2 separate regions of the Homo sapiens genome follow, and region 1 is linked to region 2. The links are chromatin loops, found by intact Hi-C in ENCODE. Cell type or tissue: endothelial cell of umbilical vein. All regions are shown on one strand. Links, peaks and the distances in the headings refer to the core of each region. The heading gives the core; the rest is flanking DNA. Region 1 has its middle 97 kb from the start of COPRS. Region 2 overlaps LOC124903975 (a long non-coding RNA gene).

Region 1 (15,327 bases), core at 6,504-11,503, 160 kb before region 2:
AGGCCTGATAACATGTTGCGTTGGATGCATAAAGGGGCTTGGAAAGTTAAGATAGTATTCGTAGTTACAGGGCCATGTATGGGCTTTTCATTGCTTGTGTAATAAGTGAGGTTGGAAATGTAAGAATGTAAAAGTTGGATTGCATGTCCTGTTAGGGTATTCTTGGTCCTATCAGAGATGGGGAAGTTGGCTAATGATTGCATATTTAGAATTCGGAAAGGGTCTTTTCCTTCATAACGAGGGTGGTAGGTTAAGTTGGTAAAGACCCAGTTTTTTGCAGGAATGGGAGTGGCAACATAAGCAGAAGTTGATAGAGAGATACAAAGCCAACAGTCATTTGTCAGGGGAGGATTGGACTAGTTTAACAGAGAGTGGGTTAAGTTGAGAGTCTTATAGAGGTAATTAGGAGCTAGTGGAAGGGGAGGGGTGATTGTATGAGGTATCCAAGGAAGCAGGAGGAATAGACAGGCAAAGAGTAAATTGGAAGGTAAAGAGGGTGCTCTGGAAGATGAGATCATTTTATTCAGTCTGAGTTAAAGGTAGGAGTAAATTGCTGTCAGAAGGAAGGAAGATAGAAAGAAAGAAGGTTGATGTGATTAGGATTTTCATCCTGGCAGGAGCTACAGTATAATCCTATTGCAAAGAGTATGGTTAGTATGCTGCTTAATAATATGATGAAATAGTAAAAGGATTCCATTAAAGGGGCAAGGAGAGATGTTAAAGATAAAGATTATGTAGGCCTTCACTTATCTTTTTTAAGTAGGAAGGGGTGTTTCTTCAGGATCAGTGGTAGGAGCCTTTTTAGTCTGGGATGTTTCCTTCTGAAATAGGAGATGAAAGTCCTCCAATGGTTCGCAGGTGTATCGAGGCTGGTCTGGCTGATCTTGGGACTCCTGATCTGATGGTCCCGCAGGTTCCTCAAGGGGTGTCCAAAATGTAACTCAGGTGTGGTGAATCCAAGATTCCACCCCTGCCACCTTAACTGCAGTGGGGGTAGAGAGGATTACCGAGTATGGTCCTTCCCACAAAGAGTGCATAGATGAGGAGGTAGAGAGGAGAGATTTGACCAACACTAGATCTCCTGGTTGAAACAACTCTACTCTGTTCCCTTTTTTCTGTGACATCCTTTAGGTAGTTTTTTAAGGTTTTGTTGAAATTTTGCCAAAGAAGTTATATCTTTGACCAAGTTGGCCAATTCCTGATCAAGTAGGAGGTCATTTGTGAGAAAAGTTCATCCATACAACATTTCATATGGACTGAGCCCCATTTTGTGAGGAGAATTTCGGATTCTCAACAAGGCCATGGGCAAAAGAGTAGGCCATGGGAGATGAGTTTCTTGTGTTAGTTTCCTTAAGTGCCTTTTGAGTGTTTCATTTGCCTTCTCCACCTTCCCTGAGGATTGTGGCCTCCAGGTGCAGTAAAGGTGATATTGTATCCCTGGTGCCCTGGAAATTCCCTGAGTTATTGTGATTTTAAAAGCTGGACCATTGTCACTCTGTAAGCTTTGGGAAAGCCCAAATCTAGGAATCATTTCATGAATTAGGACTTTAATCACTTCCTGAGACTTCTCTGGCTTGCAGGGGAAAGCTTCTATCCAATTTGTAAAGGTATCAACACAGACCAACAAGAATTGAAATCCCTTTGACTTAGGCATATGGGTGAAGTCTAACTGCCAGTCCTTTCCAGGATAGTGACCTATTCTTTGTTCCCCCAAAGGGGCCTTACGATGGACCAAGGGATTATTCCTTTGGCACACCTCACAGGCTTTGACTACCTGTCGGATGGTCTGGAGATTTGGCCCTGTAAACAGGGATTTGGCCATTTGATGAGTGTTTTCAATACCCATATGAAAAATTTGGTGGAGCGTTTTAAGTATTTTCCACTGGCTGGCTTCAGGTATAAGTATCTTTCCTTCTTCTGTCATTAACCACCCTGAGGGGAAAAAACTATGCCCCCATGAAAGTCCCCATTCTGTTTCAGTTGGGGAATACTGGGGCTTAATCTCTTGGAGGGGGTTGTTCCATACCAAGGGTTCTTCCACTGGTATTTCTAGTGGGAGGTTCTACCTGACAGCAATTTTGGCCTCAGCATCTGCCTGACAGTTTCCTTCTGCCTTTTGTCCTTCACCTTTCTGATGGCTTTGGCAGTGTAAGACTGCCACCTCCTTGGGTTTTTGCACTGTGTGCAATAACTCAATAATTTCCTTGTGGTATTTAATGGGGGTTCCCCCAGAGGTTAGGAACTCCCTTTCTTTCCATATTGCAGCATGGGCATGTAACATTTGATAAGCATACTTGCTATCTGTATACACATTTATTCTTTTTCTCTTTCCCAGTTCTAAGGCTCGGGTAAGTGCACTAGTTCTGCTAATTGGTCGCTGGTCCCTGGGAGAAGACGCTTACTTTCAAGTATGGTTACATCACTAACTGGCATAATCTGCCCTTTGTATCCCATTCTCCACAAATGAACTTCCATCGGTATATAGGTTAAGGTCAGGATTAGCTAAGGGGACTTCTAAGTGATCATCTCAGGTGGCATAAGTCTGGACTATAATTTGTTGGCAGTCATGCTCGATTGGTTTCTCATCCTCTGGGAGAAAAGTGGCAGGGTTGAAGGCCACGCATGTATGCATTTGAAGCACTAGTCTCTCAAGGAGTAGCAGCTGGTATCTAAGTAGACAGTTGTCTGATAACCATAAACTTCCTTTGGCACCTAGTATGCCACTTACATCACAAGTAGTCCAGACAGTGAGATCCTTTCCTTGTATTATTTTGATAGCCTCTGACACTAAGATGGCCACTGCCACAACTACCCATAAACAGTGAGGCCAGCCTTTTGCTACTACATCGATTTCCTCACTTAGGTGTGCCACTGGTTGTGGGGTTGTCCCATGAGTCTGAGTAAGGACCCCAAGAGCTATCCCTACTCTCTCTGTGACGTTTAAAGAGAAGTTTTCTCCTGTGGGAAGGCTTAAAGCTGGAGCTTGCACTGGAGCTTGCTTTAAGGTTTTGAAGGCTGTTTCTGCCCCTGGTTCCCATTCTACTAGATGAGTATTTGCCCTCTGGGTCTCCTTGATTAGAGTATAGAGGGGCCTGGCTATCTCGCCATATCTGGGGATCCATAGTCAGCAAAAGCCGGTGATTCCAAGGATCCCCCATAACTGTTTTAACATCTTAGGGCAAGGATAAGCCAGTATAGGCTGTATTCATTCCTTGCTGAGGGCCCTGGTCCCTCTGGATAAGATTAGGCCTAGATATTTGACCTGCTGTAGGTAAAGCTGAGCCTTCGACCTAGATGCCTTGTACCCTTGATTAGCTAGAAAGTTCAAGAGATCTAGAGTAGCCTGCTGACATGAGGCTTCCAAACTGGTAGCCAAAAGTAAATCATCCACATACTGAAGAACCAGAGTGCCTGGACTTGAGAAGTGGTCTAGATCTTGGGCCATGGCCTGACCAAACAGATGAGGGCTATCCCTAAACCCTTGGGGCAAGACTGTCCACATAAGTTGGGATGTGTGGTCTGTGGGATCCTCAAAGGCAAAGAGAAACTGGGAGTCAGAGTGCAGGGGAATACAGAAGAAGACATCCTTGAGGTCTAGAACAGTGAATCATTCTCCTTCCTCTGGTATTTGAGAGAGCAGGGTACAGGGGTTGGGTATAACTGGGTATAGAGGAATTACTGCCTCATTGATGAGTCTAAGATCTTGCACTAGTCTCTACTGACCATTCAATTTTTGCACTCCTAGAATTGGGGTGTTGCAGGGACAGCTGCATTTCCTTACTAAGCCTTGAGCTTTTAAATGTTTAAACAATACCCTGTAATCCTTTATGAGCTTCAGGCCTTAAGGGATATTGCCTTTGATAAGGAAAAGTGGTGGGGTCTTTTAGCCTGATTTGGACTGGGCAGGCATTTTTTGCCCTTCCAAATTGTCCTACCAATGCACAGACTCCAGGGTTGATTCCCTCCTCAAGTACAGGACAACACATGGGTAAATTCTTCCCCATATTCATGTAGATAATAGCTCCAGCTTTGGCTAACATATCTCTCCCTAATAACGGTGTGGGACTTTCAGGCATGACAAGAAAGGCATGTGAAAAGAGCAAAATCTCCCAATTACAACTGAGGAGGTGAGAGAAATACCTGGTTACAGACTGTCTCAGGATTCCTTGGATGGTAACGGACCTTGAGGACAGTTGTCCAGAACAAGAGATTAACACTGAGAAGGCCATGCCAGTGTCCAGGAGGAAGTCAATTTCCTGGCCCTGAATGGTTAAACGTACCCGGGGCTCAGTGAGGGTGATGACATGAGCTGGCGCTTGCCCCGGGCACCCTCAGTCCTGTTGTTGAATCATCTGATTGGGGGCTTCTGGGCCAGAGAACCTTCATCCTCTGGGGCAGTGTGCCTTCCAGTGATTCCCTCAGCATAGTGGACATGGGTGAAGGGGCAGCTTGTTTCTTGTTGGACAATCTTTTTTAAGGTGTCCTTGTAAACCACACTGATATCAAGCCCCACTGGGTGATTGGCCTGCTCCATTTTCTGTCCTCTCTGAACCACCAAGGTTTGTTTGTCTGAGGGCCATGACTAAGGCTGCGGCCTTTCTCTGATCTTGGTTTTCCTTTTGGGCCTGTTCCTCTTGGTCCCTATTATAGAACACCAATGTTGCCAGGTTTAATAATGCCTCCAGATTTTGTTCAGGTCCAGGGCTCACTTTTGGAGCTTTCTTCTGATATCTGTGGCTAATTGGGTAACAAACTTATCTTTTAGAATCAACTGACCCTTGAGTGGGTTGGGTGACAGGGGAGTATATTTTCTTAAGGCCTCCTGTAGCTGCTTGAGGAAAGCGGAAGGATTTTCTTCCTTTCCCTGAGTTATGATAGACATCATTGAAAAATTCATGGGCTTTTGCCTAATTCTCCTTAGTCCTTCTAGAACACAGGTCAACAGATGTTTGCGACTCCAGTCCCCATAATCTGAGTAAAGATCCCAGTGGGGATCCATACTGGGGTTGGCTTGCTGACCAGTAGGGAATTTGTCCCTTTCTTTGGCTGTCATTCTATCATTTACTTGACTAAGATACCAGGTAGCTCCAAACCCTTGGGCTGCAGCTAAAGCTGCATTCTTTCATTAAAGACCAGGGTTTGATCTAACAATAGCATGACATCTCTCCAAGTGAGATTGAAGGTTTGCCCTAGACCCTGTAGGACATCTATGTACCTATCAGGATCATCTGAAAACTTCCCCAGGTCTACCTTGATCTGCTTTAAATCAGAGAGGGAGAAGGGGATATGTACCCGGGTTGGGCCAAATTCCCCTCCCCCTACAGCTTGAAGGGGGCATATCAAATAGCCCAGGGGTTTTTGTGGTCCTTTGGAGGTTTCTTTGCTTATTTGCTTCTGAGCAGGGGAGATTAGAGGAGGCTTATCACTAATAGGAAGGGGAGCTATAGGGAAGCTAGGATATGGGGGTAAGCTGAGAGGTCCTCCTGTGGGATGTAAACTGCAAGCTTTGAATAGTTGTGTATTCTCCTTCAATGAAAAGAAATCTTGGACATAAGGTATTTCACTCCATTTGCCTTCCCTCTTACAGAAAATATCAAGCTGCAGGATAGTATTGTAATTTAAACTTCCCTCAGGTGGCCATTTTTTCCCATCAGAAAGAGAATATTGGGGCCAAGCCATAGTGCGGAAAAAAATGAGCTGCCTCTTTTTCAGGGTTTGTGGGTCAAATTGGTACCAATGGCTTACAATGCATTTCAAGGGTGAGCCTGTTGATGCCTGAGTGTTTCCCATCTGAAAGACAAAACCGCCCACAGTTTTGGTTTGTTTGTTTCTCCCCCTGCCCAAGAACCCACAACAGTCCCAGGACCCTGCTGATCAGAATAGTCATGCTCGCCAACACAGCAGCAGAAATACCTTTTGCCCAAGAATCTGCAATGGTCCCCAGACACTGCTGATCGGAATAGTTGTGCTCACCAACACAGCAGCAGAAACACTAGTTTTCCTCCTAGACCACAAGGAGGACTGAGGAAGGTCAGATTTAGTGACCCTTACTGACACATCCTTGAAAACCTGCACCCTTGCCTGACCTCCTAGACCACAAGGAGGACTGAGGAAGGTTGAATTTAGTGGTTCTTACTGACACATCCTCAAAAACCTGCACCCTTGCCTGTCCTCCTAGACCACAAAGAGGAACGAAAAAAATCAGATTTAGTGGACCTTACCAACACATTCTTGAAAACCTGTTACAGTCCTGTTTTCCTGTTAGTGTTGAGACTTTATTTGTGTCCTATGTAGATGTTATGCCCCAAAAATGAAGTGGAGGGCCACACTCTGAGGGAGAGAAGGGATCTCCAGAGTTGGAAGAGTCATGCCTTTTGTCCTCACTTGTATGAATAGGAATGATACAATTTCTGAGGCTCCCCATATCTTAGCTTCAGGAATAGCTTTTATTAGGCCTGCTTGTCTGAGGAGGGATCCTAAAATTCCAGATTATCCCCCCTATGATGGGGCTTAGGGCAAAAATTATGTCTTTCTTATTGGTGAGCCCGGGTTCCTAAAGAAGGTAACAGAGTCCTGAAGTTTATACTAGAAATCATACTTACAGGAGAAACTAGAAAAGCACCAGAGACAGGGAGTGGTTTTTAGAAGCAGGACTAGCCTGAGAGAAGAGGAGAGAGGAAGTTTGTCTGACAGGAATTAGGACCCAGGAGGCAAGCATCAGGATAGATAGGATAGATGGGCAAGTGTCACTTGGGTGACATGACTGAGAGTTCCGCTCATGGCCTCAGGGTCAACCAACTTGTTATCAGGACCCCGGAGCTGAAGGGCTTTCCTCTCTGTCAACCCTTGGCTCAGCCCAGAAGTACAGGAAATGTGAAAGCTGGTTCCAGGCAAACCAATGCTCCCAACTCTGAAGAGTCGGGGGTTGTTAGAGAGCCCTTTCCCAGAAAGCCAGACACCCGTGTCTTCAGTCTGGCAGCCATGCTGGTTGCTTTTAACTGGCCAACAGGTGCCCGGTATTTAACCCCTGAATTCTAAGGAAAAATAGGACAGAATAGCAAATGAATAGGGTCTGATGGTACTCACCCCTTGGCGATAGGCGATAATCCCTTCATGGTTGCCAAAATGTGTCCAGAATTGGTTCCTTCCGGTGGGTTATTGGTCTTGCTGACTTCAAGAATGAAGCTGAGGACCCTCACGGTGAGTGTTACAGTTTTTAAAAGTGGTGTGTCCGGAGTTTGTTCCTTCAGATGTTCAGATGGGTCTGGAGTTTCTTCCTTCTGGTGGGTTCATGGTCTCGCTTGACTTCAGGAGTGAAGCCGCAGACCTTTGCAGTGTTACAGCTCTTAAAGGTGGCATGTCTGGAGTTGTTTCTTCCTTCTGGTGGGTTAGTGGTCTCACTGACTTTAGGAGTGAAGCTGCAGACCTTCGCAGTGAGTGTTACAGCTCATAAAGGTAGTGCGAACCCAAAGAGTGAGCAGCAGCAAGAATTATTGTGAAGAGTGAAAGAACAAATCTTCCACAGCATGGAAGGGGACCTGACCGGGTTGCCTCTGCTGGCTCCGGTGGCCAGCTTTTATTCCCTTATTTGGCCCCACCCATGTCCTGCTGATTGGTCTATTTTACAGAGCGCTGATTGGTCCATTTTACAGAGTGCTGTGCTGATTGCTGCATTTTTCCAGAGTGCTGATTGGTGCGTTTACAAACCTTTAGCTAGACACAGAGTGCTGATTGGTGCGTTTTTTACAGAGTGCTGATTGGTGTGTTTACAAACCTTTAGCTAGACACAGAGAGCTGATTGGTGCATTTTTACAGAGTGCTGATTAGTGCATTTACAAACTTTTACCTAGACACAGAGCACTGATTGGTGCATTTACAATCCTCTAGTTAGACAGAAAAGTTCTCCAAGTACCCACTCGACCTAGGAAATCCAGCTGGCTTCACTTCTCACTGAGATTGCGCCACTGTACTCCAGCCTGGGTGACACAGTGAGACTCCATCTCAAAAAAAGAAAAAAAAAAACCAAAACCATTGCTTAATAAATAATACCATCACCCCCCAAAGACACATTCTGAAAAGGTAAGAAGGCTGGTGGAAGACTTCAGTTCATATCTAGTCCTTAAAATCTTTGAGAATCAAGATTTCAGTCACCACTAGGCTATATCAATGTATAATCCATTCACCTAACTTAGCATTTGCATATAGCCGGAGCTTTCCTTCTCATTTATAAAATTATTTTGACTATAATTGTAAGTTATTATTATTATTATTAATATTGTGAGACAGGGTCTCACTCTGGCACCCAGGCTGGGGTGCAATGGTGTAATCATGGCTCACTGTTACCTCAACCACCGGGCTCAGGTGATCCTCCCACCTCAGCCTCTCAGGTAGCTGGGACATGGTGGCATGTGCCACCATGCCTGGCTAATTTTTTGTACTTTTTGTATTTTTTGTAGAGACAGGGTTTTGTCATGTTGCCCAGTCTGGTCTTGAACTCCTGGGCTCAAGTGATCTGCCTGCCTCAGCCTCCCAAAGTGCTGGGATTACAGCTTGAGCCACTGTGCCTGGCAAGTTTTGATTAATTGTAACATGGCAACATATTGACAAATCATTACTGATACAGACTTTTCAGTCTGCTAGATATTATGAATTGTAAGTGTAATGAAGCTGCATTTCATTGACAACAGCTGCATTTCATTAATGTCGTGTGACCCATGGGCAAATGAATCCACTGGTCATACGATGTCTCTCTTTTTTTTTTCCCCAAGACAGAGTCTTGCTCTGTCACCCAGGCTGGAGTGCAGTGGCATGATCTCAGCTCACTGCAACCTCTGCTTCCTGAGTTCAAGCAATGCTCCTGCCTCAGCTTCCTGAGTAGCTGGAATTACAAGCACCCGCCACCGTGCCTGGCTACTTTTTGTATTTTTAGTAGAGACAGGGTTTCACCGTGTTGGCCAGGTTTGTCTCAAACTCCTGACCTCGTGATCCGCCTGCCTCACCTCCCAAAGTGCTGGGATTACAGGAGTGAGCCACTGCGCCCAGCTGATGTCTGTTAAAGTAAGCTTGTGATACTTGAACCAGGGAACTGTGGCAATCAGGAAACTGTTGACCATGGACAACCAGTGAATATTTATCTAAGTACAGGCTAGAATCTGTACTTAAGTAAGTGGGTGATTAGTTGAAGGAATACAAATTGTAACCAAGTAAGAATGTTTTCTCAGAGCTCACAGTATAATTAGAATCAGAGTCAGATGAAAAAAGAAGGCATGGAATAGCCTCATTCATATAGGAAGTTATCCTAATTGCCAGTACTGATGTGGCAAGTTCTGACCAAGAGATTATGAATGATATCAATCAATAACTTGTAATGCTGACTTATAAAGGACATTGACGCTGGGCTCCGTGGCTCCCATCTGTAATCCCAGCTACTTGGGAGGCTGAGGCGAGGAATGAGTGCAGAGTGGGGCCTTGTGTGCAACCCTAGATCTTGCTCCTGGGAGCCCCTGGAGTGGTACTTTTAAAGAAAAAAGATGGGGTCTCACTTTAGCTGGGTGTGGTGCCTCACACCTATAGTCCCAGCTCCTCAAGAGGCTGAGGTAGAAGGATCACTTGAGCCCAGAAGTCCAAGACTTCAGTGAACTATGGTTGTGCACTGTACTCCAGCCAGGGTGACAAAGCAAGACTTCATCTCTTACAAAAAGAAAAAAAAAAAAAAAGAGGACATTGATGAGAATAAAAGTTCTGTGTGTTTATGCTGGCTCTCTAAAACATAAGAGATAAAATCCAAATGAACAAATACAATTAATTTTTAACAGATATAGCAGCTTGGAAGTTTAAAGAAATTCTAGTAAGAATTTAAAGAAACTCTTGTGAAAACTGGAAAACAAAAACATGTAAATAAAATATCTTGAGAAAATGAACATATAGTATTTACCAAATTTAATGCCTAAAAATTCAAAATCCTGAAATAGGATATAAGGGATATGTTTGTCAATAGTAAAAGACTGATGAATGCTAGTAAAATGTAAAAATATTCCATAAAACATCGACAGGAGTTTTTTCATCTTATTCCTTGTGTGAAGACATTTGGGAACCTTTTCCCAAGTATACTCCAGCTCAGCAGGCAGCTAACCCACTGAGGGCTGGTTTGTTTGTGAGGATGGAGACCTCAGACAGCAGGACTATGAAGGATGAACAGGTACATTTTGCAGCTAAATTTCAGAAGACCTGCTCAAGTATGTACGATAAAACCCTGCTTCATTTAATTTTCTGTCCCCTGACTTTTCCAGTGTGGGTTGCTTGGCTGATTATCTTCTCCCTATTTTTTTTTGTTTTATGGTCTCCAATAATCTTGCATTTCTCTTTGTTCTACCAAAATGCTGCCTGAATAAGCTCTGGGTCTTTCGCACAAGTATGGGCTGAACCTGTGCTATGTCTTGCCTATGGGGCCTTTTCTCTGCAGACCTCTTCCGTGTGGTGGTCCCCAGATTGAAGGGTACAGTCTGGCTTGCCACTGCACAAGGTCATCAGAGGGATTTAATCTCATTTTGTGCTCAGCCATCCTGGTGAGGCCAAAGGGGTCATGGGGCTCATTTTGCACCTTGGGTGCATATATGGGTTTTCCCTGGAAAAATGTATTGTTTCATCCACTATCATTGCAAAGTCACGTAAGCCAACATTTGTTGGGCACCAAGCATTCTGCTAAGTGCCCCACATGTGTTATCTTAATTTATTCCTATGAAGTAGGTGCCCTTATTATTCCCACCTTATAGACAGAGAAACTAAGTCTCAGGATGGTTGTTTTCCCAACCACTTAATAAGGTTTACCATTTAATAAGTGGCAGATCTGGGTGTTGAGCCCAGGTCTGTCTGAGTTCCTAACCACTGAGCAGGTGGTCTTTCCTTCTGCACACACACACACACACACACACACACACTCATATGCATTTTTATAATAATGAAAGAATCTCATATATGCTGTTTTGTAGCTCCCTCTTTTCACTAACCCACTACAAGATGGGGCAAGAAGAGCATAATAGATTATTCCCCAGCCTCATCCTGACTGGGCAGAGCTTCCCACATCTGTCTTTTTCCCCCAGTGGAGTCTGGAGCGTGAGTCACAATGGAAAGGTCTAGAAAGCAGCTTCTTTGGTAGAGGCTCCATGGTGACCATAGTACAGAGATGGGGCCCAACTTGGGTACCCACCAGAGATAGAAGAAGGAATTATTACTTCCTGACAGGTGAGTCAATGAGATGGTATTGTAGAGTCAATTTCTTATCACTGAAAGCATTCAGGCAGAAGTTATTAGATTGGTGGTTCTCAATGGGGATATATCATCTCTTTAGTGGTGGTTTTGGAACTAGGGGGATTATTTTTGGTTGTCATAATGATTTTGCAGTCAACTACTTCCATTTAAGAGGGCAAGTCCTGTAGCGTGTGCAATATGGTACAGACCCAGGCAACAAGAAGCTTTCCTGCCTCCTCTGAACTTCTGAATGTCCTGGAAGAAATTCATATAGGAAAAAAACCCCCAATAAAACAAAACAAAACAGACAAACAAAGAAAACACCCCAAAACCTGTTTATAATTTGCTGATCCCAGAAATGAATGCTGTTTTATATATAAAGCAATGTCATGTTTTTGAATTTTTTCAAATATAAACAATTTTTCAAAAGTGCAAATACTGGGAAAAAAGGGAAAGATTATACTTTGCATTGTGTGCAATGTTAACAAGAGCATGTCACCATTTTGGAAAATCGCAACCTGCATGGTAATGACACGATATTTGAGTTGCTGATACATTTATACCTACCTGCATTTGTAGCTATTGATTCATGGTGCAACACACATGTACATGACAGGTAGTTTAGTTTGTGAGTAGAGGAAAAGATACCCCCCACCCCATTTGCTTGTATTTTTGAATATCAGGTATTAGGTTGAATCATGAAATTACCATTTTTGTAGATCAAAGTTCCATATTGGAAATTTCATAGAGTTCAACTTAATATTGAATATTGTCTAACTTCTGAATCTAAATGTATTTCTTCTTATTCCATGCAAGTATCACACTACGACGTGCCCAAGTATTTATGTGTTGAAATGTTACTTTATCCCTTTTATTTTTCATTTAAGTTGCAGGTATATCATTATATTAATTCTTTTGTGTTGTCATATAAATAGTTTATTACTGCATTTAAATAAAGTCAAAGAGGCATTTAAAATGCTTATGAAGGCAGGCGTGGTGGCTCATGCCTATAATCCCAGCATCTTGGGAGGCCGAGGTGGGCAGATCGCTTGAGGCCGGGAGTTTGAATACAGCCTGGTTAACACGGTGAAACCCTGTCTCCACTAAAAACACAAAAAATTAGCCAGGTGTGGTGGTGGGGTGGTAGGTGCCTATAATCCCAGCTACTCAGGAGGCTGAGGTGGAAAGCTGCTTTGAGCCTGGGAAGGCCAGGCTGCAGTGAGCCGAGATTGTACCACTGCACTCCAGCCTTGGCAACAGAGTGAGACACTGTCTCAAAAAAAAAAAAAAAAAAAAAAAAGCTTATGAAAAGGGAGTTTGGGTTTGAAGGGATGAGAAGTTTGCCTTAAGGCAGCACTCACAATATTCTATTCTATATACTAGAATGCTGTTTGGAAGAACTTGAACACCGTAGTTACCATATTATCCTACAAATGGCAAGTCATGCTCCCTCCCGAGTCCCCTAAGGGCTTCTGAAACCAGGGAGGGAAACCAACATTGGGAGTGTCTGTCTGCTGTGTGTCCAATACTTAAGGTATCATCTCTAATCCTTACAGCCACTCTGTGAAGAAGGTGGGGCTATCCTTAATTTGCAGATGAGAAAACTGAGGATTACAGTGTGTCTTAGTCCATTTGAGCTGCTGTAATAAAATACCATAGATGGGGTAGCTTATAAGCAACAGAGATTTCTTTCTTACAGTTCTGGGGGCTGGGAAGTCCAAGATCAAAGCACCAGCAGATTTGGTGTCTGGTAAGGACTTCTGTCCTGGTTCATAGATGGTGCCTCCTCACTGTGTCCCTACATGGTGGAAGGAGTCAGGGAGCTCTCTGGGGTCTCTTTTATAGGGCACTAATCCCAATCATAAGGCCTCTGCTCTCATGATCTAATCCCTTTCCAAAAGCCCCATCTCCTAATACCATCACATTGGTGATTAGGTTTTTAACATATGAATTTTGAAAACATTCAGACTCTGGCAGAGTGAGTGGTTAGGATACTTGTCGAAGATTACACAGTAAGTAGTGGAGCAGGAATTTGAACTAATTTCAGTGGAAATCTGAGGCAGAGTTTCCAGCAGATATATAAGATGCTCAGTTAAGTTTGAATTTCAGATAAGCAATGAATAGTGTTTTATTATAACTATGCCCCCAAGATTGCATGGGATACACTAATAGAAAAATATTATTTTTTGTTTATCTAAATTTTAAAATTAACCTGTGGTCCTGTATTGTTGTTGTTAAGTCTGGCAACCTCACTGCAAGGTCTACACTCTACCAATTTCCTTGCTGTTCTTTTTTTTTCAAGACAGAGTCTTGCTCTGTCACCCAGGCTGGAGTGCAGTGGTGCAATCTCGATTCACTGCAACCTTGACTTCCCAGGCTCAAGTGAGTCTAGTGCCTCAGCCTCCCAAGTAGCTGGGATTGCAGGCGCATACCACTACGCCCAGATAATTTTTTTATTTTTATTTTTGGTAGAGACAGGGTTTCACCATGTTGGCCAGGCTGGTCTCGAACTCCTGACCTCAAGTGATCTGCCCACCTTGGCTTCCCAAAGTGCTGGGATTACAGACGTGAGCCACTGTACCTGGCCTTTTTTTTTTTTTTTTTTTTTTTTTTTGAGATAGTGTCTCACTCTGTCACTCAGGCTGGAGTGCAGTGGCGTGACCTCAGCTCACTGCAACCTCTTCCTCCCAGGCTCAAGTGATCTTCCCACCTCAGCCTCCTGAGTAGCTGGGACTATGGGTGCACACCACTATGCCTGGGTAATTTTTGTATATTTAGTAGAGACGGGGTCTTGCTATGTTGCCCAGGCTGGTCTTGAGTTCCTGGGCTCAAGTGATCCTCTCACCTCAGCCTTCCAAAGTTCTGGGATTACAGGCATGAGCTGTTGTGCCCAGCCTTCCCTTGATTTTTTTTCTTTTTCTTTTTTTTTTTTCGAGATGGGGTCTTGCCCTATTGCCCAGGCTGCAATGCAGTAGCATGATCTTGGCTCACTGCAACCTCTGCCTCCCGGATTCAAGTGATTCTCCTGCCTCAGCCTCCCGAGTAGCTGGGATTACAGGTGCCCACCATCACGCCCAGCTAATTTTTGTATTTTTGTAGAGATGGGTGTTTCACCATGTTGGTCAGGCTGGTCTCAAACTCCTGACCTCAGGTGATCCACCCACCTCGGCCTCCGAAAGTACTGGGATTACAGGCATGAGCCACTGCACCCAGCTTGACCCCTTGATTTTTTATTCCAGAAGTATCTCTTGGGCCCTAGTGTGAATCATCAAAGGAGGCAGCAGGAAGTAGAAGAAAACCTTCTTCAGGGCTTGAGGGGCCCTGGGGCCTGGCCCTGTTCAGCACAGTGAGACTGGGGGAAAGACACACCTGTCTGGGCCAGTTTCCTCACCTGTGAATTGAAGAGTTGAACAAAACCATCTCAAGGGTCGGAAAATATCTTCTGGGCTTTTACCACATGCCAGGAACTGTTCTAAACTCTTGGGCTACAGCAAGGAACAAAATTGAAAAAGTTCCCTATCCTTGGGGAGCTTGCATTTTAATGGGAAAGAGAGAGACAATAAGTAATAATGCCAGCTACCATTTATTCAGCACCTACTGTGAGTCAAGAGTCAAGCCCTATGCAGGGATTCTGTTTTTTTCCCCTGAGACAAGGTCTCACTCTCTCACCCAGGTTGGAGTGCAGTGGTGTGATCATGGCTCACTGCAGCCTCGACCTCCTGGGCTCGAGTGATCCTCCCATCTCAGCTTCCTGTGTAACTGGGACTATAGGCATGTGCCACCATGCCCGGCTAACTTTTGTGTTTTTTGTAGAGATAAGGTTTTGCCATGTTGCCAAGGCTGGTCTCAAACTCCTGGACTCAAGGGATCCTCTCATCTTGGCCTCCCAGCATGCTGGGATTACAGGTGTGAGCCACCGCACCAGGCCGGGGAACTCCCCTGGCCGTTTTGTTCCTATCTTGTCCTACATCCAGAGCTTGGCATGATGCTGACACACCACAGTTAGCAGGGGCAGGCCCAGGTTTTGTGGGGCTGGGAACTTTTTTTAAGAAAAGTGAGATGCTTACTAGGCCCTTCCCT
Region 2 (15,327 bases), core at 5,840-10,839:
TCTGAGTCAGAAGGTCTAGACTGGAGCCCACGAAGCTGCAATGTCATAAACATCCCAGGTGATTCTGATCATCAGGGAAGTTGGGCAATACAGTTCCAAACAGGCCCAGCTGGGACTCTCTGCAAAACCCAAGAATAAGGGCAATCAGCTACTACTGAGTACTGGAAGGCGAGGATGATCTGGGCTTTATCTTTTTAAATAGCTGCAAAGACTCGTGTCCATTTACCAAGCAGTTGCCTTTTCTTTTTTCAGTCTAGATTATTACATAATCCATCTTGAGAATTTAGAAGAATAATATCGCCCTCGTGCCTGGCTTATATAGAAAAAGGGACAGCAAGAAGACAGATAAAGTGGAGCACAGAAAGAAGGATGAAATGAAAATTATTTGTCTATTTTAGACAAGCAATTTTCTCTAATGTTCTGTTCTCTTGTTTGGTTGTTCTAGTGAGAGCTCAAGGACCTTTTAAGGTGGAACGAATCTGGGGGTTGTTCTGGGGGAGGCAGTTAGCCTTGGGTACCTGGAAATATGGGTAGGAAAAGCTGGGAACAGAGCCCAGGAGGAACCAAGTGTCCAATGCCAACACCTGGGCCCAGAGGCCCCACTGCACACCCCACCTGGCCCTGGAAGGGAGAGGACAGATAAAATTCGGAGATTTCATCATGTCAGACGTGGAGTTGGGTTCTTTTCACCTGCATGAAAATACTGCAAAGTACTCATAATGTCTCCATTTTACAGATGAGCAAACTGAGGCTCAGAGAAATTATACTGTCTTTGGCTTCATCTAGGGACTTCTCATTCTAGAAGGAAAAAAACACAATTTAATCCAAAACTCTCAAAACTACCAAGAAGAGCCAGGTGCACAGGAACACTGGGGTGAGAATATGCTTGGCATTTTAAAAATGGAAACTAGAGTCATTTTTTTCATGCATGCATATTAATGGACAGAAGCTGCCTAGAAAATTGTAAATAGCAGATTCACCACTGAAATTTATTTGCCCTTGAGTTAATGCTAAAGTAGGTGACAAATCCAAAGCATGAAAGAAATGGGTCTGGATTTAAGAGGGGGCCAGGAATATGCACCAAAAGCCTTAAAAATGTGCACAACCTCTGGCCAAGCAATTTCACCTCTAGGAATTTCTCCTCCCGAAATAGCTGGGTAAGTGGGCAAAGAAGTCTTTACAAGGCAACATTGTTTATGGCTTTGAAAAACTGGAAACAACATAGTTGTCCAACAATTCACTTAATAAATATAGCATATTCATACCGGCAAATACCACATAACCATGAAAAATGATGTTAGGTCTGCTGACACAGAAAGCAGTTCATCACACATTTGCTGTGTGAGAAAAGCCTGCATTGGAGAAGTATGTGTGATATGATCATGGCTGTGTTAAAAACAAATAAACAATATTCCAGTAGTGATCAATTATCAGATATCAGATTATTAGAAATAGATCAGATATATAGCAAGACTTCAGCAGTGGCTTAGCAGATTATTATTTCTATATGGATATAAGTAGGATGAGAGATCACTTCTGTTTGTTGCTTTTTTTTTTTCCTTCAGGGAACATGTGTCACTTGAGTAATTAAATAAAAGCTTAAAAAGTCTTTCAAAGGAAAATGTTCCCAAGATCCTGCAAAACTGACTGTTGTCAGTGGTTTCTCCAGAAAGAAACTGCTGAACTGGGCCACGGGAAGGGGGCTTGCTTACACCACTGGTGAAAGGGAGGCAGAGGACAAACAAACCTGGAGGATGAGAAGGGGCAGGGGACGTCGATAGCAGGGGTCCAGGCCAGAAAATGATCAGGGAGGCATGGGGGCTCATATACAACCATTACCCACCTCCCTCCCACAGCCAGGTTACAAGCCACATGGGCATGGTAGGTCCTGCCCTGGATGCTGGTCCCTGGCCGACTCATGGCAGGTGGAGTTCGGCACCTTCCATACCCCATCCCTAGCACGTACAGTAAGTCCTCAGTTAACGTCCTCAATAGGTTCTTGGAAACTGTGACCTTGACAAAATGATGTATAATGAAATCAATTATTAGGGAAATGACACGGGACGAAACGACATCATTGAGAACCTGCTGTATGTCATTTTGCTTAAAGTTGCAGTTTCCAAGAGCCCATCGAGAGGACGTTAAGTGAGGACTTTCTGCATGTGGATCTATGGGGGCTGAGAGGCCTCTCGGTAAGAAATCGGAAACCTTGAACCACATCCACAGCTGGGGACATTCCTACTGAGAATGTCTGACCACCTTGGAGAGGGTGGGGTGGGTGGAGAATGAGGGTTCCTGCGAAGAAGTGAGGAGGTAAGGGACATTCAGCATAGGGGGCTCCCCTCAGAAACCAGCCTGGGTGCTGTTGGTGAGGGTGGTCCTGTTGTCTGTAGTTGTTGTTCTTTCAGGCAGAGAACAAAATCCTAAATCATGGGGCCGCTGGCTCTAGCCGGGCAGTGGGTCTGCGTTCAGGGGACAGCGTGTGTTTGTGTGTGTGTGTCTGTGTGTGTGTGTGTGCAAGCACGTGTGTGTGGGCGCATATGCACTCGCATGTATGTGTAACACTCAGGACCCAGAAAAAGGCCAAGCTACTGCTACCACTGTCCCTTAAAGATTGCAAATGCCGGCCAGGCGTGGTGGCTTATGCCTGTAATCCCAGCACTTTGGGAGGCTGAGGCGGGTGGATCCTGAGGTCAAGAGATTGAGACCATCCTGGCCAACATGGTGAAACTCCGTCTCTACTAAAAAAAAAAAAAAAAAAAAAAATTAGCCCAGCATGCTGGCACATGCCTATAGTCCCAGCTACTCGGGAGGCTGAGGCAGGAGAATTGCTTGAACCTAAGAGGTGGAGGTTTCAGTGAGCCGAGATTGCACCACTGCACTCCAGCCAGGGTGACAGAGTGAGAATCCGTCTCAAAAAGAAAAAAAGAGGCCAGGCGCAGTGGCTCACACTTGTAATCCCAGCGCTTTGGGAGGCTGAGGTGGGGGGATCACCTGAGGTCAGGAGATCTAGACGAGCCTAGCCAACATGGTGAAACCCTGTCTCTAATAAAAACACAAAAATTAGCCAGGCATGGTGGCGCGCACCTGTAGTCCCAGCTACTCGGGAGGCTGAGTCAGGAGAATAGCTTGAACCTAGGAGGTGGATGTTGCAGTGAGCTGAGATCACGTCACTGCACTCCAACCTGGGTGACAGAGGGAGACTCTGTCTCAAAAAAAAAAAAAAAAAAAAAAAAGGCCAGGCGCTGTGGCTCACGCCTGTAACCCCAGCACTTTGGGAGGCCGAGGCGGGTGGATCACAAGGTCAGGAGATCAAGACCATCCTGGCTAACATGGTGAAACCCTGTCTCTACTGAAAAATGCAAAAAATTAGCTGGGTGTGGTGGCGGGCACCTGTAGTCCCAGCTACTCGGGAGGCTGAGGCAGGAGAATGGCGTGAACCCAGGAGGCAGAGCTTGCAGTGAGCCAAGATTGCGCCACTGCACTCCAGCCTGGGCGACAGAGCGAGACTCCTTCTCAAAAAAAAAAAAAAAAAAAAAAAAAAAGATTGCAAACACTAGTTGCTAGGGTGATCAGGCAGCGACCCACAGACTTTGGTGGCCCTTGCAGAAGCCCATGTGGAAAGTGAGGCCAACAGAGGTAGCTGTGTCTCAGGGTCACCAAAGAAGCGGCACTGACTGGGCAGAAGGGGCAGAGGAGGCCAGGCAGGTGGCCTGAGATGAGCAGGAGTGGTGTCTGTCCTACCCTTGAGCCAGCCACTTTCTATTCTTGAACCATCCAGTGTCCAATCACTGCTGTCATAAACAACTGTAAATTTCATAACTTAATACAACGCACGTTTACTCTCTTGGTTCCGGAGAAGAAGTCCTCATGTCAAGGTGCTGGCGGTGCTGTGTTCCTTGTGGACACTCTAGGGGAGAATCTGTTTCCTTGCCTTTTCCAGCTTCTAGAAGCCACCTGCCGCCTTGGCTCCTGACCCTTTCCTTGCATCTCGCTGACCCTTGCCTTCTCTCCCTCTGCTTCTGCCACCATGTCACTGCCTCTGACTCCGACCCTCCTGCCTCCCTCTTATAAAGGCCCTGGGAGCAGAAGTAGGGGCCTAGGGTGAGCAGGCTTTGGTCATTAATATTAACTGGTCATTCAAACTCACAGATTAGTGAAGCTTAAGAATGCTTAGGGTTCGATACCAATGGGGAAACTGAGGCCCAAGGGGAGTTAAGGATCTGTCCAAGGCTGCAGGGCTAGTTTTCCAGCTTTCCTCCGTGCTGCCTGTCTGTTAAACTCAACTGACATTAGAAAAAGAGGAATATTGTTGTTGTCTGTGGTTGCTGTTCTTTAAGGCAGAGAACAAAATCCACCAGATTATTTTTCAGGGTTTGCTTTGCAAGTGAAGGCCCCAGAGCCCCCGAGTGTCATTAGTGCAGGAACTTGCTGTGCCTCTGGGCTCTTTGAAAGTTTCTTGCCTTGCTGGGGCCTCCATCCAGGGAACATGGAGGACTGGAGTGGGGTAGGGAGGGTGGACTGGGGCCAGAGGCACCCAGTGCTGCCACGTAGAGCAGTGGCAAACAATCGGTCCTCTGAGGCTGCCTGGCGGCTGTTGGTCACCCTTTGGCTATTTTTTTTTTTTTTTTTTTGAGACGGAGTCTCACTCTGTGGCTCAGGCTGGAGTGCAACAGTGTGATCTCAGCTCACTACAACCTCGCCTCCCAGACTCAAGCGATCCTCCCGCCTCAGCCTCCCAAGTAGCTGGGATTACAAGCGTGTGCCACCACGCCTGCCCAGCAATTTTTGTATTCTCAGTAGAGACGGGGTTTCATCATGTTGGCCAGGCTGGTCTCCAACTCTTGACCTCAAGTGATTCACCCGCCTCGGTCTCCCAAAGTGCTGGGATTACAGGTGTGAGCCACCCTGCCCAACCACCCTTCGGCTATTTCCACAGGAAGGAATGTTGTCCTCTGGCCTCGATTGGGGGTGGGTTCTGGGGGTGAAAGGAAAGCACTTGGAACCTACCCACTAAGAAAAAATTTCTCACAAGATCATTGACATTTTGCAGAAGTGACATGTGTGCATGTTTGGGTGGTGAGTGGAAGTGGGGAGGGGATTAATGCTTAAATTTGTTTTTCTTTCTAGAGCCAGCCAATTTCTCGCCGACATCAGAACACCTGGGTTTTAGTCCTGCCACTGGTTCTCTCCCAGTATGACTCTAAGTGAGTCTTGTGACTCCTCTGGGCCTCAGTTTACCCATCTGTAGAATCAAATGGCAAAATGGGCCGGGTGTGGTGGCTCACGCCTGTAACCCCAGCACTTTGGGAGGCTGAGGCACGTGGATCACCTGAGGACGGGACTTCAAGACCAGCCAGGCCAACATGGCGAAACTCCATCTCTAAAATACAAAATACCCTGACTAAAAATACAAAAATTAGCTAGGTGTGCTGGTGTACGTTTGTAATCTCAGCTACTCGAGAGGCTGAGGCAGGAGAATCACCTGAACCTGGAGGCGGAGGTTGCCGTGAGCTGAGATTGTGCCACTGCACTCCACCCTGGGTGACAGAGTGACACTCTGCCTCAGAAAAAAGAAAAAAAAGAAAAGAGTGGATAACCTCCTAGGTGCCCTCTGGGATTCCAGGACTCGGCCAGCTCATGCTTGGGTGCTTACCACAACCTCCCTGCTGGGCTCCCACTGCCCTCCTGTGCTCCTGGGGTCTCAAACCCACCTGCTCACTAGAACCAAACCCCCCTGACCACATTTGGGCTTTGCTCTCCGTCATGCTCCCACAACGCCCACCCTGGCGCCTGGCCCTCAGCAGGCCCAGCCCCATGAACTGGTAGGGAACGACTCAAAGCCTCCCAGAAGGAAGAGGTCAGCGAGCCCCCAGCACAGGGACTGGGCAAGGATTCTCTGTGCACCGGAGGGAAGCCCCTCTGTCTGGGTCCGTTCTGCAGGAGAACTGCAGAATCCCAGGAAACCAGTTGTTAAGGAGCCAGCAGCAGCCACTAAGTCAGATAATGAGTACTTGGGTTTTTCCAGCCCTGTTTACCTTGTGTTAAGTACACAAAAATGATGTCATGTGTGGCACAGCGGACGGGGTCTCTCTGGGCCTGGACTCTGGCCTCATCAGGGGCTCTCCCTCTCCTCACACCGGTCACCCCAATCCTCACCAGTATGGGTGGGCCTTGGGGAGGGGGCATCAAGGCCACATCAGAGTTCTCAGTTCTCTCCCAGCCTCCCATTTACTCCACTGCCCCCACCTCCCCAAGTTCAGCTGCTGTCATCTCTCAGCAGGAAGACCGCCCCATCCTCAGCTGGCCCTCCTGCTGCCACCCTATCTCCTCCACCTTTACCCCAGCCTGCAAAGCAGCACCCTGCAAAGCAGCACCCTGCCTGAGACCCTTGACTGACTCTAATTTTGCGCTCAGAAGAAAGCTTGGCCTGCCCTGAGGCCCTCGAGATCTGCCCCCGATCTCCTGCCTTGGAATACTTCCCCCCACACCCTGCGACTCCACGCTTTACCCCCCTCCACCCTCTGGAGCTCCTTGCACATTCTCGAAGCTTTACCTCCCCTCCTTGAGATCTTCATCCCTTGGGACCCCTTTTCTGCTCACACTGACTGTACTCCTACTCATCCTCCCTTCCTCAGGGGAGCCCTTCAGAGCCAACCCCTCCCCTACCACGTTCCCTCCTGTGCTCCCCCTCAGGGGGTCCTGCCCACAAAAGGAAAGCCACTGACATGTAGAGACTGCCAGACCTGCAAACTTTGCAAGACTCAGGAAGGGCCCTGGGGTTTGCCAATTACCTTAGGAAGAGATGTGGTGGGGTAGGAAGGAAGGGTGAGAACTTTGGTTGGGGAGGTAGGGAAGGCTTCCTGTAGGAGGAGGTGAAGGGGATGAGCCAAGGACTGCAGAAGAGGCCAGAAGGGGCCCTCTGGAGCTCCAGGCAGGGAGACCTCATCTTGTATCAACCCCAATTGCCTCCCCCACCTCCTTCTTCCCTCCCATTCTGCCTGGCTTTGGAACAATGGCCTGGGCCTTTCAGTAAAGGCTCACCAGGTGCTCCCAGCTTCCTCAGGGTCAGTGAGGATGGGCGAACACGGCCAGGTGGGGTGAGAGGGGTAACCTGCCCCTTGGTAGCAGCACACATGGTAGACCAGCCGGCAGTCACAGGAGGGCAGATCTGCAATATCCACTGTGGCCCCAGGCTGGTCTCCTCTGAACTGGCCCCAGCGGACTCAGTCGGAAAGGCCTCCTGTTCAAGAAATTGGTTCTCACCTGACATGAGGACTGAAGGCCTGGGGTTCCCCGTCAGGCAGCCTCTCGGGAAGAAGTGTCCCCCCATCCTCATTCTTTGAGTACCTGCCCCTTGTGCAGACCCAATGCAGCAGAGCATCCAGTAGGGCTGCTGCCTGCAAGAGGCCACGTCTGAGGATGGGGAGACTCTGCGGGCCCATGCGGTAGGTAGTCTACTGAGCACTTGCTTGGTGCCAAGCTCCATCCAAGCTGGGGTCTAGGGTCACAGGAGGAGCAAGACTCCCTTCCTGACCTCCAGGGACACCTTGTCCAGGGCAGGAAACAAACACAAGAATCCTTCATGCTTCATGCACACTCAACTGAGGACAGAGGTCAACCATGTAGACGGGCACTCCAACAGAGATGGCAACAGATTCACAATGGCCAAAGCCATCTCAGTTCCCCTCACAGCTCCTCTGTGATGGGAAGGTAGATCACATTTTACAACACTTATGCATAGAGGGCACATTTGTGCACACACCCAAAACCAGGCAAGTGCCTTAACCACTCTCGACCTCAGTTTTGACTTTTGCTAAATGGGCTTATGTTGTGTAGCTGTTGTGAGACTGGATGCAGGAATGGATGTGACAGGGCTCACCTCTCAGTAGGTATCCAGTGTTAGCTTCCTAAGCACAAGCAGCCGTCTTGGTGTGGGGCAAGATGGCAGGTGGGGACAGGGGTCTCTGACAGATGAAGTTGGGACCCCAATGCAGGAAGAGTGGGGTGAGTTGTCTGGGGCCAAACTTCAGGATGCCAGGCTCTGGGCACTGCCTTTACCTTACCTCTTCCCCCTGCAGGGTCAGGGAGGTCCCCATCCTGCCCTCCCTTCTAGGCTCATGACAGACCAAGCCACCCCATGTCCACCACCCTGTTGCTCAGTTGATGGGTCATGAAGCCACATGAGCTCATTGTTCCGGCCTGTCCCAGCCTTGACCATTCTGCAGTGGAAGAGCTGGTCCTAACCTGGAAATCCCCCCCAGCAGGCAGAGGGAGCAGCGCCATGCCTCCCTCATCGTAGCTCCTGACTCGCTGGCAGTGGCAGCCACTTCCTCTGGCCAGGCTGGGCCAGCAGTTGCGCTGCCTATAAATAGAAGAGTGAGATTCCTCGTGGCCCAGTGAATGGCACTGACATCCTGCCTCCGCCTGACTGAGCCCTGAGTCACAGGCCCCTGCCGGAGGCCCTGCTGCTCTGGGCAGACCAGGCCTGCACCACTGACAAGGCCTAGGAGGAAGCATTAGGGCAGTCAAGAGTCCCTGGGGAGGCTGACTGAGGCTTAAAGAAACGGGGCTGGCATTTCCTCCCGGCAAGGCTGGCCAGGGCCCTGCACTCAGGCTGGCTGGTGAAGAAGCGTGCTGGGGGGCTGCGTGCATGCAGGCACGGTGTCAAGGTGGCCGGCCCCAGGAAACACAGCAGCCTCTACACTCCCTTCCAACAGTGCAATGGAAGGGGGGCGTTTCCCAAAAGCCTCATCTGTGCTCATGGCACCCTCATTCTGCCTTTGCTCATTTAAAAGCCAAAACCAAACCCACACAAGATAGGCACACCCACAGGAGCTCAGAAAATTGGTGGGAAGGCTGGAAAAACAGGCCTGGGCAAGGGCAGGAACCAAGACAGCTCCTGAGGGCCAAAAGGCGGGAAGGGCAAGCGCATAGATTGGGGGTGGGGAGCAGGAATGCGTGGCAGGAGGCAGCCGGGAGACTCTGACTGTCCTTGTCCTTCTGCCCATGAATTAGAGGAGTGGACAATCTTACTGGCTAGGTGGGTCACATGTCCACCCTATGGCAGGGCAGGGCAGAGGGAGCCTGGTAGACTCTGTCCAGCAGAGAAGAGGCAGTTCCTCCCCAAAAGAAACTAAAGGCCTGTGAGGAAAGGGAGTTGGGTGGTCCAGGCTCAGCAGATGCCCACCATCCATGCTCTGCTCTGAGAGGGCCATCAGACACCCACCTATCCAGCAGGCTCTCCCCACCGGCCCTCATTATTCCCCACTCCCGCCCTAGCTGCCTCGCACTCTAGCTTTTGGGATGTGTTTTATTTTGTTTTCTTGTTTCTTTCTCCTCCACTGGATCCACTGGATTCCACGCTCCATGAGGACGAGGACCAGGTCAGGATGTGTTCACCTTTCCCTGTGCAACTGGCACGTATTAAATGAATGAATGAGCAGCCTGCATGTGTGGGGCACACACACTCATGAGCACACCCCTTACATGCACTCCTCACACACACTCACTCCATAGGCACACTCTCCCCTCCATGGTGTTCTCATCTAGTTTAAGAAGTGTGCATAGTGGCTCATGCCTGCAATCCCAGCACTTTGGGAGGCTGAGGCAGATGGATTGCTCGAGCCCAGAAGTTTGAGACCAGCTTGGACAACATAGTGAGACCCCCATCTCTACAAAAAATACAAAAAATTAGCCAGGTGTGGTGGTGTTCGCCTGTGGTCCCAGCTACATGAGAGGATCACTTGAACCTGGAAGGCTAAGGCTATAGCAAACTATGATTTTGCCACTGCACTCCAGCAGCCCAGGTGACAGAGGCAAACCCTGTCTCAAAAACAAAATAAAACAAAACAAACATGAGGAGCCCACTCTCTCTCTCACTGTCACCTCTAAATCTCTCCCCAAATCCCAGCTGTGCGATTGCATTCTCTGCAGTCCTGAGCCATGAGGAGTGAGACATTCTCCTGATTCACACCCAGGCGTTGGTAATTTCTCAGTCCAGAGGGACTGGGGTGGAAAAACCTGCTCTTGCTCAGGAGGAGGGGAAGTAAGTTTCTGCCCCATTTAAAAAGCCTCACTGGGTCAGACCTGGGGCCAGCACTTTGGAAGGCCAAGGTGGGTGGATCACCTGAGGTCAGGAGTTCAAGACCATCCTGGCCAACATGGTGAAACCCCGTCTCTACTACAAATATAAAAATTAGTGGGGTGTGGTGGCATGCACCTGTAATCCCATCTACTCGGGAGGATGAGGCAGGAGAATCATTTGAACCCAGGAGGCAGAGGTTGCAGTGAGCTGAGATCATGCCACTGCACTCCAGCCTAAGTGACAGAGCAAGACTCCATCTCAAAAACAAACAACAAAACAAACAAACAAACAACAAACAGCCTTGCTGGTTCCCTGTTATCTACAAGTTGAAGCCCTACCTCCACTGCATGGCTTCTCAGCCCAGGCCAAACCTTGGGGCCACAGGGAATTTCTGCACTTCTCCAAATACCCCATGTTCTTTCCCATCTCCATGCCCGCATGCAAGCTGATCCTTCCACCTAGAATTCGTTTCGCTCCCCTCCCCTGGTCCCCATTGCTTGCTCACCTTGCAAACTCCTAGTTATACTTCAAGACCCATCCAGATTTCATCCCCTTGCAAGACTATGAGCAACAGTAATGGTTTCTACTCCTCCCTTACCCAATTTGTCCTAAATGCTCAAGAAGCACAGATATACAGAACTGTGGGCTTGGCAAGGCCCTTAAAGACCCACAGTGGTCTGCAAGCCCAGGGTGGTTGGAAATGTGTAGGGTATTTTTTGGTTGCCACAGTGACAGGGACTGCTGCTGGCATTTAGTGGACTGGGGACCAGGAATGCTCACTAGGAAGAACTGTCCCTCCCAAAGGGTCAATAGCACCCTATTGAGAAATACTGAGCTGCCTCCTCTTGAATGGGGAACCCATGGCCAGGGAGGGGAGACGTCTTGCCAAGGTCACACAGCACCAAGGTGGCTGGTACTCACTCCTTTCATGGAGCACTCCTGGGCGGTGGGCCTGACAGTGGCCCTCTGACCCTCCAGGTCCTTAGATCCTGGCCTGGTGCTGGCCATGCTACCAGCGCCAAGGATGTCATGAGAAATGTGTCTGGGAATGCCCCTACAGCTCTCACCAGCTGCTGCACCTTCCCCACCCATGCTGGAGGCCAGATGGCCTGGCGTAGGCGATGATGTGCCTGGAATGTGGAGCCAGCCTGCCCGGGGAGGGGAGAGCCCGGCTTGTGGCTCACACACAGTCACCAGAGTGAGGGCCAGAGTTCTACAATTACAGTGTCTGGTTCCATGAGCTTATCCAAACACAAAGATCTGAGCCTGGGCACTAGTGAGCACAACACTCCAGGGCCCAGCCTGGCCAAGGCAGGTGGGGAGAGAGAGGCGAGGCCTGGTGTGAGAGGCGAGGCCTGGTGTGCCCAAAGTCATGCCCTCACCCCTGCTCCGAGATGGCATGGCTAGCCATCCGCAGAACTCCCACCCTCAGGCCCTTACGATGGGCTAGAAACTGAAAATTATACACACACACAAAGAGACAATGGTATAACAAACCCTGATATACCCACCACTCAGCTGTGACAATCATCGACCTATGACCCATCCTGCCTCATCCAGACCCACCCACCTTCCCATTCACATCCCTCCTCGCTGTGTGTGTGTGTGTGTATGTGTGTGTTTTGAGATGAAGTCTCACTCTGTCGCCCAGGCTGGAGTGCAGTGGTGTAATCTCAGCTCACTGCAACCTCTGCCTCCTGGGTTCAAGCGATTCTCCTGACTCAGCCTCCTGAGTAGCTGGGACTACAGGTGCACACCACTGCACATCCTGCTAATTTTTGTATGTTTAGTAGAGACGGGGTTTTCCCATGTTGGCCAGGCTGGTCTCAAACTCCTGACCTCAAGTGATCCACCCACCTCCGCCTCCCAAAGTGCTCGATTCCAGGTGTGAGCCACTGCACTCGGCCAGTTTTGAAGCAAATCTCAGGCATGACATCATTTCATCCATAAATATTTCAGGGTATATCTTCAAAAGAACTCTTCCTTCCAAAAAACAAAGCGCCATAATCACAACAAACAAATTAACAATAGTTGCTATTATTATCAAAGAGCAGGTCAATGTTCCAATTTGTAATTGTCACACAGTTGCTTTTTGACAGTTTGTTTAGATTTTGATCCAAATGAGGTCTACACATTACAGTCGTCAGTATATTCTCTGAGTGTTTTTGGGTCTAGAGGTTTTGCTTTGTTTTGTTTTTGAGACAGAGTTTTGCTCTTGTTGCCCAGGCTGGAGTGCATTGGTGCGATCTCGGCTCACTGCAACCTCTGCCTTCCAGGTTCAAGCGATTCTCCTGCCTCAGTCTCCTGAGTAGCTGGGATTACAGGCACCCACCACCACGCCTGGCTAATTTTTGTATTTTTAGTAGAGACGGGGTTTCACCATGTTGGCCAGGCTGGTCTCGAGCTCCTGACCTCAGGTGATCCACCCACCTTGGCCTCCCAAAGTGCTGGGATTACAGGTGTGAGCTGCCACACCCAGCAAGGTTTTTGTTTTGTTTTTGCTTGCAATTTATTTACTGGAGGAAACGAGTTGTTTGTCTTGTGGTATTTTCCTCCATCTGGGTTTTGTGGATTGCTCCCCTGTGGTGTAGTTCAACATGTTCCTCTATCCTCTGTTTTTCCTAAAAGTTGGCAGTTGGAAGTAGAGGCTTGATCAGATTCAAGTTATAGATAGATAGATAGATAGATAGATAGATAGATAGATAGATAGATACACACACACACACACACACATAAGACCATGTCCTTAGCTGGCATCAAATTCTTCTATTAGGAGGCACATAATGTCCAATTATTTGTTCCTGATGTTAGCAGCCATGGAAGCTTCAAGCAATTAATTCATTAAGGACTTCAGAATGACATTATATTTCAATCATTCAGCATTTATTAGCTGGAATCCATCTATAAAAGAGACTTCCTCTCCTCTATGATTTGGTTACATAGTGATTCTGTTTGAAAGGGACTTTTGTAGTTGATCAGCTCTCTCAAAGGACTGCTAGGGTAAGTGGGCCAGAGAGGGCAAGTCCCTCACTAAAGGACACACAGCAAATTGGGAGCAGGGCAAGAACTCAAACCCAGGTCTGCTGCTTCATGCGCAGCACTGATCTGGAGGCTGCACGGTGGAGCAGGAATCAGGCCTGGACTTGAATCTAGGACCTGCCATTTATAACCAGTGGCCTTTGGGCAAATCTTTCAGCCCTGATGCTTCTCTGTAAATGTAGGGATAATCCCATCTCCTTGACACAGCCCCAGGTTCACCAAGGTTAGTTTCCTCTTTGTAAGAGGGACTTGGAGAAGCCCAGTCTGACCTCCCAATGTGAGGTCCATTCACCAAGTCAACCCTCAGGTTCACAGCCTTTCCCTCTTACTTTCTATGGCTGCTTCCGGACCTGCCTAAGGGCCCTCCCAGGAGCATAGCCCTGGCCAAGGAGAGAGACTATTTCTCAGAAAGCACAGGCCTCTCCCAGCAAATGGTGAGCTCAGAACCAGCTACATATTTTATGGGGCCTTTTGTTCAAAATTATTAAGAATTTCAACATGGTGAAAGCATAAACAAAGCACAGAACCCTTTTAGTGGTGGGCTCTGTTGTGACTGCGTGAGTGGCAGGCCCACAGAGGTGGCCTGGGGTGAGCTCTGTCCCCGCTTGTGTTTGAAGGCATGTGGACACACCTCATTCGACTCAACAAAACTTGAGTGTATAAGTCAGGACACATTGGCCATAACCAACACAAACCCAAATCAAACTAGCTTTGGCTAAAAGAGTTTACAGTAAACAGCGTTTCATAATCATAGTCCTGTAAATGTTGTTTCTTGGGAATCTTTTGAGTCGACCTGTTGACAAAGCTATAAACATTTATTGTGGAAGGCTGGGCGTGGTGGCTCATCCCTGTAATCCCAGTGCTTTGGAAGGCTGAGGCAAGAGGATAGCTTGCATAGTAAAACCCCAGTCTCTACAGAAAATTAAAAAACTAGCAGGCGTGGTGGTGAACACCTGTAGTCTCAGTTACTAGGGGAGCTAAGGTGGGAGGATTGCTTGAGCCTGGGAGGTCAAGGCTGCAGTGAGCTATGACTGCACCACTGCACTCCAGCCTGGGAGACAGAGCAAGACCCTGTCTCAAAAAAATAAATAAATAAAATAATAATAAATAAAATAACCAGTCCGGGTGCAGTGGCTCACACCTGTAATCCTAGCACTTTGGGAGGACGATGTGGGTGGATCACTTGAGCCCAGGAGTTCAAGACTAGCCTGGGCAACATAGGGAGACCCAATCTCTACAAAAAATACAAAAATCAGCCACACATGGTGGTGCATGACTGTCATCTCAGCTACTCAGGAGGCTGAGATGAGAGGATCGCTTGAGCCCAGGCTTGCAGTGAGCCAAGATCATACCACTGCACTCAAGCCTGGGTGACAGAACAAGACCCTGTATCAATCAATCAATCAATCAAACATTGTGGAGAAGAGAATGTGAATGTCAATAACACAGACAATACAAAAATTATACCTGACAGCCGGGCGCCGTGGCTCACGCCTGTAATCCCAGCACTTTGGGAGGCCGAAGCAGGGGCAGATCATGAGGTCAGGAGATCGAGACCATCCTGGCTAACAGTGAAACCCCGTCTCTACTAAAAATAGAAAAACAAAATTAACCACGCATCCCAACTCCCTATAAGAGCTCCCGGTTGCAGTCATCTCCACAGCTGTCATACTTGTACCTTGGTGGTACAAGGTACAAGTGGTGTACAGTGTACAGTGGTGGGCACCTGTAGTCCCAGCTACTTGGGAGACTAAGGCGGGAGAATGGTGTGAACCTGGGAGGTGAAAGTTGCAGTAAGCCGAGATCACACCACTGCACTCCAAGCCTGGGCGACAGAGTGAGACTCCATCTCAAAAAAAAAAAAAAAAAAAATTATAGCTGGCAGAGATAGGGTGTGAACAAGCAGATAAAATGGTAAGGGCATCCATATTTATTCTTATTCTAAAAAGGGTGGGAAGACAAAAAACACTGTCTAAAGTTGAACAAAAGAAATAGACTTTTTTTTTTTTAAGACAGAGTCTCACTCTGCCACCCAGGCTGGAGTGAAGTGGCGCCATCTTGGCTCACTGAAAGCTCTGCCTCCCAGGTTCAAGCGATTCTCCTGCCTCAGCCTCCTGAGTAGCTGGGACTACAGGTGCGTGCCACCACACCCAGCTAATGTTTGTATTTTTTAGTAGAGACAGGACTTCGCCATGTTGGCC

What was found. A loop is a pair of places that touch in the nucleus more often than their neighbours do. Peaks named below come from ENCODE experiments on the same cell type or tissue, not always from the same donor. Only the 100,000 strongest peaks of a DNase experiment are listed, where the experiment ranks them.
Region 1: it touches region 2 in a loop (10-fold over the local background); 2 of 110 quality-filtered maps call a loop at or near these places.

Annotation. Positions count from the first base shown.
Region 1 is chr17:31,754,662-31,769,988 of GRCh38, reverse strand. It overlaps the pseudogene GPR160P2. Among named protein-coding and RNA genes, the nearest start is that of COPRS, 97 kb to the left of the region's middle. RefSeq lists an enhancer at 7,153-8,352. In endothelial cell of umbilical vein, for the core only: no CTCF peak of the experiment used is centred there; no DNase peak of the experiment used is centred there; H3K27ac peaks cover 849 bases.
Region 2 is chr17:31,589,919-31,605,245 of GRCh38, reverse strand. It overlaps LOC124903975 (a long non-coding RNA gene), which reads left to right. Exons shown (of 2, transcript XR_007065705.1): 2 at 253-397. Among named protein-coding and RNA genes, the nearest start is that of MIR365B, 22 kb to the right of the region's middle. RefSeq lists enhancers at 5,874-6,728, 6,729-7,584, 8,457-8,596, 7,780-8,644, 8,645-9,511. In endothelial cell of umbilical vein, for the core only: no CTCF peak of the experiment used is centred there; a DNase peak (open chromatin) is centred at 8,385; H3K27ac peaks cover 1,856 bases.